2 separate regions of the Homo sapiens genome follow, and region 2 is linked to region 1. A link is a loop called in an ENCODE intact Hi-C map of the cell type or tissue named here. Cell type or tissue: prostate gland. All regions are shown on one strand.

Region 1 (5,000 bases):
TTAAATCTTATCCTCAGGGGAAGTCAAAGTCTACTTTGAAGGGAAAAGAAGTCCCCAAGGTCAACAGAGTCTGAGAAACTGTAAAGATGGGAGGGCTTCCTGTCCACTTTGCCTTGGGACCCAGGTTCTGGGGTCAGGCTGAAAAGCTCCTCTGAGATCATCCTGTCCAATGGCTCGCAACCATTTCCCACCTCTAACATGAGCTCCCTCTGGCTGTGACTCTCAACCAAGGAGAGAAAGGTGGAAGTGTTTGAAAAAGCCCTTCAGGAACGTGAAAGGCAGGCTGGTAGCCTCCTTTGAGACTCACCAATTAGCAAACCTGTAATTTTACAGATGAAGATATTGAGGTCAGAGAGATGGAGTCTGCCCCAGCATTAGGAACAAACAGGACCAGCACTAAACCCAGACCACCTGACTCCCAGTCCCCGACCTTTCTTTGACTTCCATAGTTTTTTATGGCAGACTGGCAAGTCTTTCTTTGGAATTCTCCTCTTCCCAATCTCCCACTCACAATCTGAGCACAAACACTCTGAGCACAAAAACAGTACACCTGGTAAGTGTTCCTGATATTCTACCACCAGACCTGTTCTGACAGAACTAGCAACGGGCATCCTGGCCAAACGTGTGATTCCTGAATGAAGAGTCTAGACACTGGCCGGGTTACAATGGCCACTTTCAAAGTGCAGGCAATTTACTTTTGCCTGGTTTTAGCAGTGACTAACAATGTACGATCAAGTCTGGCTTTAAAGAGTCCTTGTTATTTCCACATCCTTGTACTCATTTGTGAGCCTGGTAACAAGTATGCAGTGTCAACAGTCCATCCTAATGAGCTGTCGCAACTCAACAGCTACGGCAGAAGGGAACTGGCTGAAGAATCTGTGTGCAGTTATGTAGCTCACTGAATTCTCATGGTCTTCCCAAATTCTCTGATTTCATTTGGAAATTAGCCCATCGAGGCTTCCAAAAAATTTATCCTAATATTCCCAGGAAAGAAAATTTGAGGCCTACTAAACTTAATGTGGGAAGTTAGTTCCATTTCAAGATATCATGGAATCAAACCTCCAGGCAAGAGCATTTCAGGTCTGGTGTTCTCTGAGAACAAAAGTAATACAGTTTATGTTAACTTTACCTAATTGTAAATAAGGGGGCTATGTTTTATGCTGAAAATAACAACTCAGAATACCTTGCCCACCCTAATACACCTCCTGAAGACAGTGTATCGCGTATCAGTTATCTATTGCTGTGTAACAAATTACTCTAAAACACAGTTGCTTAAACCACAAACATTTATCATCTCAGTTTCTGTAGATAAGATATTTGAGAGTGGCTTAGCTAGGTGGTTCTAGCTCAGGGTCTCTCATGAGGTTGTGGTCAATGCATTGGCTGGGACCACAGTCATCTGAAGTTTGGGCCTGGAGAATTGCTTCCAAGATGGCTCCCTCACATGGCTTTTGGCTGGAGGCCTCTGCTCCTCACTTCTAGGTCTTCTCCATGGAGTTGAGTGGCCTTACAATATGGCTGCTGGCTTTCCCTAGAGTGAAGGATCCAAGAGAGAGTAAGGAGGATGCAATGCCTTTTATTACCTAGTCTCAGAAGTGACACACCATCTATTTGTTGGAAGGGAATCACTAAACTCAGCCTGTACTTAGAGGGGAATGAAGTGTCCCGTCTTAAAGAGAAGCATATCAAAAATTTGTGGATAGATTTTAAAACCACCACAGATGGCAAAGCATTATTTTCTTATTTGTTAACAGTAACTTATCAGTGTTCACCCCACCTTCTAGTATTTTCAAATTGATGTTTTTTAAACCAGCATGGTAAAATAACTGTCATGTATGTATTCAGGTAGAGAATTAAAATATACCAATATCTGAAAAGGCAAGTCTGCTTATGATAAATTTCCTGAAGATTAATTTCACATCATTAACCACAACCCCTCCCCAAAAAAGCTCAAAATATTTCTTAAGCAAGAGAGGCTAATGGTAACTTACAAAGGAACAGAATAATAATCACTGCATCAACTATCTTTCTTTTTTCCAAATATCTACTAATATTCACTTCTTTCCTTCACAGAAGCCAATCCACGGTAAAATACTTTTATTCCACTCCTACTTAAGGAATACATAATCAATACAAAAATTGTACTTTTTTTTTTTCTTTTTTGAGACGAGGGTCTTGCTGTTGCCCAGGCTAGAGTGCAGTGGTGCGACAGCTTGCTGCAGCCTTGACCTCCTGGGCTCGATCAATACTCCCACCTCAGCCTTCTGAGTAGCTGGGACCACAGGCTTGTGCCACCATGCCTGGCTAATTTTTTTTTTATTTGTAGAGACAGGGTTTCATCACGTTGCCCAAGCTGGTCTCAAACTCCTGGGCTCAAGCAATCCTCCCGTCTCAGCTTCCCAAAGTGTTGAGATCACAGGTGTGAGCCACTGCAGCCGGCCAAAAAACTGTACATGTCTTTAATGCAGGTCATACTGTAATTGCTTCCACCTAGTGGATGAAAATGGTACTAAAAGAGTTTGAAAAAATATATAAACTTCCCTCACAGGTACTTCATGACTCACACACTTCTGTAACTTTTTACAATCATATCACATACTTGATGTATATAGGTAGCTTACATCTCAATAAATCCTACAAATTCTTCCTATAAAGCAAAAATTCTTTTGTAGGTATACATTTTCATATTTACCTTTGGAATTCTCCAGGCCAACCTGGAATATTGCTAAGAACCAGGAAATAAGCCAAACAGTCTCCTGGCAGCCAACAGGTGTCACGGTGTGCACATACTAGAGCCCTGTCAGACTGACAACTATAAAAGCAGAGACTAGTTGGATGCCTGGCACATGAAACTCAATGAAGATCTGTTAAAGGAACCAATAAAGCTCATGAATTTTATTCCAAAGGAGTCTTTCTCCCAGAACCTAGTTCCTCTTTCCTACCTTAATACAAAAGTCCTAGAAATCTTTCAGTATGAATTCTAATCTTATAGCTAAACAGAGAAGAAATGACTCAAGAAAGTTCATTTTGGTCAAGGTGTTGAGATTGACAACTGACAGCAAGTAAGAAAAGTGCTGGAAAAGACACAAAACCAACCACAGCATTCTTGGGACCAGTCTGGGAAGAAGCAATACAGACAACTTGAGTTTATGATATTATCTGTGGGGTTATCAAGAAATGGTTATTGGCCAGGCCTGGTGGCTCACACCTGTAATCTCAGCACTTTGGGAAGCCAAGGTGGGCAGATCACAAGGTCAAGAGATTGAGACCATCCTGGCCAACATGGTGAAACCCCATCTCTATTAAAAATACAAAAATTAGCCAGCGTGGTGGCACGCGCCTGTAATCCCAGCTACTTGGGAAGCTGAGGCAGGAAGAATCACTTGAACCCAGGAAGCGGAGGCAGCAGTGAGCCGAGATTGCGCCACTGTACTCCAGCCTGGAGACAGAGCGAGACTCCGTCTCAAAAAATAAAATAAAATAAAAAATAAAAAAATAAACCAACAAAAAAGATGATTATTTATCATATACCATTTAAGAATGTAACATTTATGAAAAATTTTTGATAAAGACCTTTTAAAAGTTTCATTGCTTAAAAGGATGAGCTCTTAATCATTTGGAAAATGTGGTTATTCAGAAAAATTAGTTTCCTGAGGGCTCCAAACAATAAAAGCTTAATAGCACACTTCCAGCAGATTTAACTACAAAAATAATTTCACTAGTGTTATACACACTAAAATAAGTGTTTTCACTACAATCACTCACATTAAACAATAAGGGTCCTCAATTAGCTGTGTTTGATTTACTTAATTTTTTTAAACAAATGGAGCTTTTTTTGGGATAGCCAGAGTAGAGTAATCCTTAGCTCCACCCCACCATCCACATATAATTCCGTTGACATTAAATAAGCAAAAGTAATATTCTTGCTTGGAAAATTCAAATTTTACAGGAAGTTTAAAAAGTGAAAAGTACAAGTCTCCCTCCTAGTTTCTATACCCCTGACAGACATTCAAACAGAATGACACAGACACACCCAGTTCCTCAGTCCCCTTCCTCAGCAACAGCCACTTAACACTGAGATGTGTTCTTCAAAAACAAGTATTAGTGCACAAAAACACATGTCCTTTTGGAAATATAGACCCCTGGAATTTACCCATTCCTCCATCATCAGTTTGCACTTTAAAACACAGGGTTTTTGGTGGATTTTTCTTTAGATGAGGTCTCCTCTTTTGCCCAGGTTGGAGTGCCGTGGCACAGACAGCTCACTGCAGCCTTGAACTCCTGCCTGCCTCAGCCTCCCAAGTAGCTGGGACTACAGGCATGCGCCATTGCACCTGGCTAGCGCAGTTTGTTTTTTGTTGTTGTTCTCTCTCTTCAAGTTCTGAAAATTAAGCTAAAAAAAAAAAAAACCCCAAAAAACAAAACGCCAAATTCTACTTCACAGGTTTACTTTGTGTTAAAACAAAAAAGCTACCAAGCGTATCCCAGTTTCAAATATCGATGATTTTTCAAACTGAAGGGAACAATAATTTCTTTTTCTCCTACAAATCTTGGTTTTTAACTATAACTTAGTCTTTCAAAGGGCAAGTTTGTTATATAATTAGTTCAAAATGTAACTGAATATCTACTATGTGGAAAGTCCCATGTGCTACGTACAGGCTAACACACAGCCCCCACCCATGGACAGCTTGTTGCTAATACAGTAAAGGAGGGAAGGAAGGCAGAAGAGAGACTGAGAGGAGACAGAAGGAAATGCTATTATAGATCACTGAAGGCTGAAGATGAGGCTAGGGCAGTGCCCAGGTTAAATGGAAAAGACAGCGAACAGCTAACTGGAAACAAAACACTTAGCGCTCACTCCTGCTTGCTTCTCAGCCTTCTCCCTGCTTCCTCTATGTTCTTCTCACCTATCCTAAGCTGTCTGAGCTTGATTATCTCCAAATGATTTTGAACCCTCCTCGACAACAACAGGACTGTGAACTTGGATTAGGATAATAGTG
Region 2 (5,000 bases), 58 kb before region 1:
CCTTTAGGTCTTTATCAAATCATTATATTTAAGGGTGGGGAAAACTCCAGGATTTATATTTGCTTCAGGAGAACAAGTTACTTTCTTTTAAAATTTCACTGATTTCCCAGAATGAAACTTTTTTCAGAAGTCTCTATTACAAGATATTTGAGAGCCAAATTACTAAACTGGACTTTGAAAATGATTTTACAGAATCATAATACTAGAGCTAGAAGAGCCTATAAAGATTAAAGTCCAGCTGCCTTGTTTTAGAGATGGATAGACATTCATACATTTATTCATTTCTGAAACATTTCCTGGTGCCTAACATATAGCCCACACTATGCTAAGTACAGAGGATTCAACATTGGAGGAGACAAAATAAGTCAATAATGAAATCAATGGATGAATGCCACAATACGGACAGGATGAGGTGCCGTGAGATCACAGAGGAGGAGAATCTGAATAAGGAAACCAAGCCCAGGAGATAATGTGATTTGTGTAATTTACACAGTTACCTGGGGACATATTTTGGTCATGGCTCAGTAGAGAGATTCATGAGATACACTTTTATTTTTGATATTAGTGTTCTCTCATTTAGTAACTTGTACATTGCTATAACTTTCTCCTCTCCAGCTGACACTTGGATGATTCCAGGCATTTTATCTTCAGGATTCCCTAACATTTATAGATCTTCAGTGGCTTCTATTTTCTATTTTTTAAAATAAAATAAAGTAAAATCCTTACGTCTAGGTGTGATGGCTCACACCTGTAATCCCAGCACTATGGGAGGTCGAAATGGGAGGATCACCTGAGGTCAGGAGTTCAAGATCAGCCTGGCAAACATGGCAAAACCCCATCTCTACTAAAAATACAAAAATGAGCCAGTTGTGGTGGTCACGCACCTGTAGTCCCACCTACTCAGGAAGCCGAGGCAGGAGAATCGCTTGAACCCAGGAGGTGGAGGTTGCAGTGAACCAAGATCATACCACTTCACTCCAGCCTGGGTGACAGAGCAAGACTCTGTCTCAAAAAAATTTTTTTTAATTAAAAAAATAAAATCCTTAGCTTAGTCTTCAAGATTGTTTATAGTAATGGCGCCATCTTATTTTTGCAAGTCTTAGCTTTTGGATGTTCTATTTCAGCCACGCCGAAGTAATCACTATTTTCTGAACACATCTTGGCCACTCCCATCCCCATTCGTTTGCTCAGGTTCTTCCCCTAGCCTCTGTACTGGTGACTTGTCACCATCTTTCATGAGGCCTCGATCATTTTAGCCCTCCTCTGTATACTGTGGAGACAGAGTGGTGAGCTGCTTATTGATCTGCAGTACTAACAGCATGACTCTGACATGTTGGTAATAAGATCAGATATTAATAATACCCTCTGATGGTGCTATTGTGAAGATTAGGTAAGAAAAAGTTTGCAAAAACTTATAGGAGAACTGGATACAATGTCTTTTATTCTATTCCCTTCTAATTCCTTATGGAGTTTCTTTTATACCACCTATTACCTACTATCTCACTGCTGTTTATATATATTTTCTTTCTCAGGAACATTGCTAGGGAGCAAATGTAGGAATCATGTTTCTGTTTATCTATGAATCATCTATAATACGTAACATACTATCCTATATATAGCAGGCTTCAGTCAAGTTTTTGAAAGGGTAAATGAAGATTGGAAGAGCTGGATGGATGAATGGATGCATGACGCCATGAGGTTTAACTGTGGCAGCATTTGTACTTATGCCCACAAAGAAGTTAGCAACATTCCTACAGCAAACTTCCATGTAAAATAACTACCAGCAGTTCTTCCTTAAACATTCTCTTCTCTTTGAGAAGGAACGTCTTTGCACATCAACCTGATCAAGACTTTTTAAAGAGCAGAAAGGTCGTATCCTAACAAGACACTTTAAAAAGTGGCTTCATAGCCAGGCATTGTGGGTGGGGGCGCCTGTAATCCCAGCTACTCAGAAGGCTGAGGCAGGAGAATCACTTGAACCCAGAAGATGGAGGTTGCAGTGAGCCGAGATCGTGCCACTGCACTCCAGCCTGGGCGACAGAGTGAGACTCCGTCTCGAAAAAAAAAAAAAGAGCGGTTTCATACCACATTCTTGAGGCTGATTTCTTTTATTGCTCTACATGGTTTCCAAGGAGGGGCTTTCCGGAAGGTCGAGATGAGGCCTAGGGAGTGTGGCAGCAAGGGACAAGGTCAGCCCTTATGTGTTCTAGACAGAGTGCTTCATTTAATGTAACGACCTAGACAAAATCAGAGGCTTTACTGGCCTCCTTCAATTTGAGTCAGAAGGAATTGTCTCAAAGCTCACTTCTGCATAAAGACCTGATCTCAGCAGCCGGCCAAGTGTGTCTGGTCTTACTCTGCCTACAAACATTAGCAAACTGTGTATCCAATTCTGCCAACCACAGTAAAACCTCATTAAGTACACAGTGTCAACAGAGAAGCCTGCTTTTCAAAATAATGGACTATTTAGCTTCACAGCTGGGATTCATCTCACCCTACAAAGCGACATTCCCATCGTGGCTTTCCAAATGTAAGAAGCAAGTCCTCATGTTATAAAATTATATGTAAGAAAGAGATATAGACACTCTCCCACTCCTCAGGTTATGGTTGAAAATGCATTTGGTTGGAATAGTGCCTTGAACAAAATGGGCATTTCACAGATTTTTTTTAAGCTCAGTGGCAAGCACCATAGATATTTTTTGAATGCATATTGAATAAAGTTTGGTTCAAAAAGCTATTTTGAAGGATTTATTTTGTGACTAGCAATAACACTGTTCCTTTTCTCTCCAGAAAGCATTACACTACTTCTTAAAGGCAGCAAAGGCCGGGAGTGCAAATGCCATGGCATTTATAGGAAAGGTACATGCTTCATCTTGATTCATTGTTTTCATTTATTAAAAACCTAAGAAATTAAACTGGGCATAGCAGCGTGTGCCTGTTGTCCCAGCTACTTGGGAAGTTGAGGTGGAAAGATCATTGAGCACAGGCAACCAGCCTGGGCAACACGGCAAGACCCTCATCTCAAAATAATTAAAATTTAAATTTAAAAATTAAAAATCTAACAAATTAATGATACCAGCTCATTGAACCCATTGTAGAGGGACAGGGCAGCAGGCCTCTTTCACGGAAGCGGCTAAGTGGGACATCTGGCTGCAACCCGAGGGTGATATTCTTGAGGTGACAGTTTGGGAAGAAGCCCCATATAACAGCAGCCTTTATCTGGGGCACCAAAAGCAGCCTTAAAAGTGCACCTTGGCCGGGCACGGTGGCTCACGCCTGTAATCCCAGCACTTTGGGAGGCTGAGGCAGGTGGATTGTTTGAGGTCAGGAGTTCAAGACCAGCCTGGCCAACATGGTGAAACCCCCGTCTCTACTAAAACTACAAAAATTAGCTAGGTGTGGTGGCGGGTGCCTGTAATCCCAGCTACTTGGGAGGCTGAGGCAGGAGAATCACTTGAACCTGGGAGGCAGAGGGTGCAGTGAGCTGAGATCACGCCACTGCTCTCCAGCCTGGGCAACAGAGGGAGACTCCGTCTCCAAAAATAAAAAATAAAATAAAAATGTGCACCTGGCCCAGGGCTCCTCCTCTGAGCGTAGCTATGAGCCTATGACCACCCCACTCCCCAATATGTAAGAGGAGATCCAGGTTGGTTGAGCACTGGAGACCGGGACAGGTCTCAGCCCAATCAGGCCCTTCTCTGCTCTACTGCTGGAGTGTGAATCAGCTCCAGGCTGACCAGAGCTATCCTTATGCCACCTCTGATGAGAGGCCTCCTGTGGCTGCAGAGTAGCCTGGTGGAGGGTTCCTCTGGAAAGGCATGTTCTTCTGTCTCCTTCAAAGACTATTCACTCCCCTGTGTGCCACCCTTGGCTCCCTGCAGCCGATTTGCATTAGTAACCATAGGGACGAATGTCCTGCTTCCTAAGTGCAACATACAGTAAATGTAGATGCAAAAAAAAAAAAAAAAAAAAGAGAGAGAGAGAGAGAAAACACAAACAGGGTCCATTTCTTTGCCCTCAGGCAGGGTCACTCCAGAAGTCTGTAATAAATGGTACTCTTACTTTTTCTTGTTTTAAATTGAGGTAAAATGTAAATATGTAAATAACACAAAATTGACCACTTTATACAATTCAGTGGCATTTACAGTGGCATTTACTACATTCAATATGTTGTACCACTGTTACCTCTATTTCATTTTAAAATATTTGCATTACTCTCAAATTATTTTGTTTTTTCTATCCTCTTTTCATTTTTCTTCCTAGATGTATTTAGAGGGGAATGCTGCCGTGCCGCAAAATAACGCTACTGCCTTCAAGTACTTTTCCATGGCAGCCAGTAAGGTATGTCCTCAATGCACTGTTGTAAACACATACACACAAATTGCTTTTATTACACGCAGACTGGTGCCAAAGAATTGACTTCGAAGTCCCAAGCCCAGATAATGGGCCTGTAAGGAGTTTTGTGTCCTGGAGAAGTATAATACTGGTGATGGGAGTAAGGGAAGCTACAACTTGCCTTCTTGGAAAATGAAAAATGGCAGTGGCTTGTGCTGCCCTAGCAGAGGCCAGGAGGAGGCCAGACAGAAGTTCAGCCAGACAGAAGTTCAGCTTTCCCCTCTCCCTTATGCAGTAGATGAGGCCATCTAGCTTAGGAACAGGAAACAAAAGAGATGAGGACAGAGGAAGGGAAAATCCAATCAATAGCTGCAGGAAGTTCAAGACAAAGACATCCTAGGAATGTCCAGTTTTCTCCAGTCTCATCTCATCCAAAGGCCAGAGCTCCCTCTGGCCCAGGCGGGAGCTTGTCAGGGAGGAGGCCAGGGCAAGGCGACTGAGAATAGGGATCTGGAGACAGAATCCCTGGCTTGAATGGCAGCCCTAAAACTGACTAGCTGTGTGAACAAGGGCAAGTTACTTAGCCTCTCTGTGCCTCAATTTCCCCATCTGTAAAATGGGAATTTAAGAATATTTGCCTGCCAGGCACAGTGGCTCACGCTTGT

Evidence for each region. Hi-C counts contacts between places; a loop is a spot of excess contacts. Peaks named below come from ENCODE experiments on the same cell type or tissue, not always from the same donor. Only the 100,000 strongest peaks of a DNase experiment are listed, where the experiment ranks them.
Region 2: a loop joins it to region 1, with 3.0 times the contacts of the local background. A loop is called at or near these places in 6 of 110 quality-filtered maps.

Annotation. Positions count from the first base shown.
Region 1 is chr20:13,817,853-13,822,852 of GRCh38, reverse strand. It overlaps NDUFAF5 (NADH:ubiquinone oxidoreductase complex assembly factor 5), which reads right to left. Exons shown (of 11, transcript NM_024120.5): 11 at 1,273-5,000. Among named protein-coding and RNA genes, the nearest start is that of NDUFAF5, 35 kb to the right of the region's middle. In prostate gland, a CTCF peak has its summit at 2,499 (motif pointing left); DNase peaks (open chromatin) are centred at 2,412 and 2,765.
Region 2 is chr20:13,875,379-13,880,378 of GRCh38, reverse strand. It overlaps SEL1L2 (SEL1L2 adaptor subunit of SYVN1 ubiquitin ligase), which reads left to right. Exons shown (of 20, transcript NM_025229.2): 11 at 2,791-2,859; 12 at 4,264-4,341. Among named protein-coding and RNA genes, the nearest start is that of NDUFAF5, 93 kb to the right of the region's middle. In prostate gland, no CTCF peak of the experiment used is centred here; a DNase peak (open chromatin) is centred at 2,338.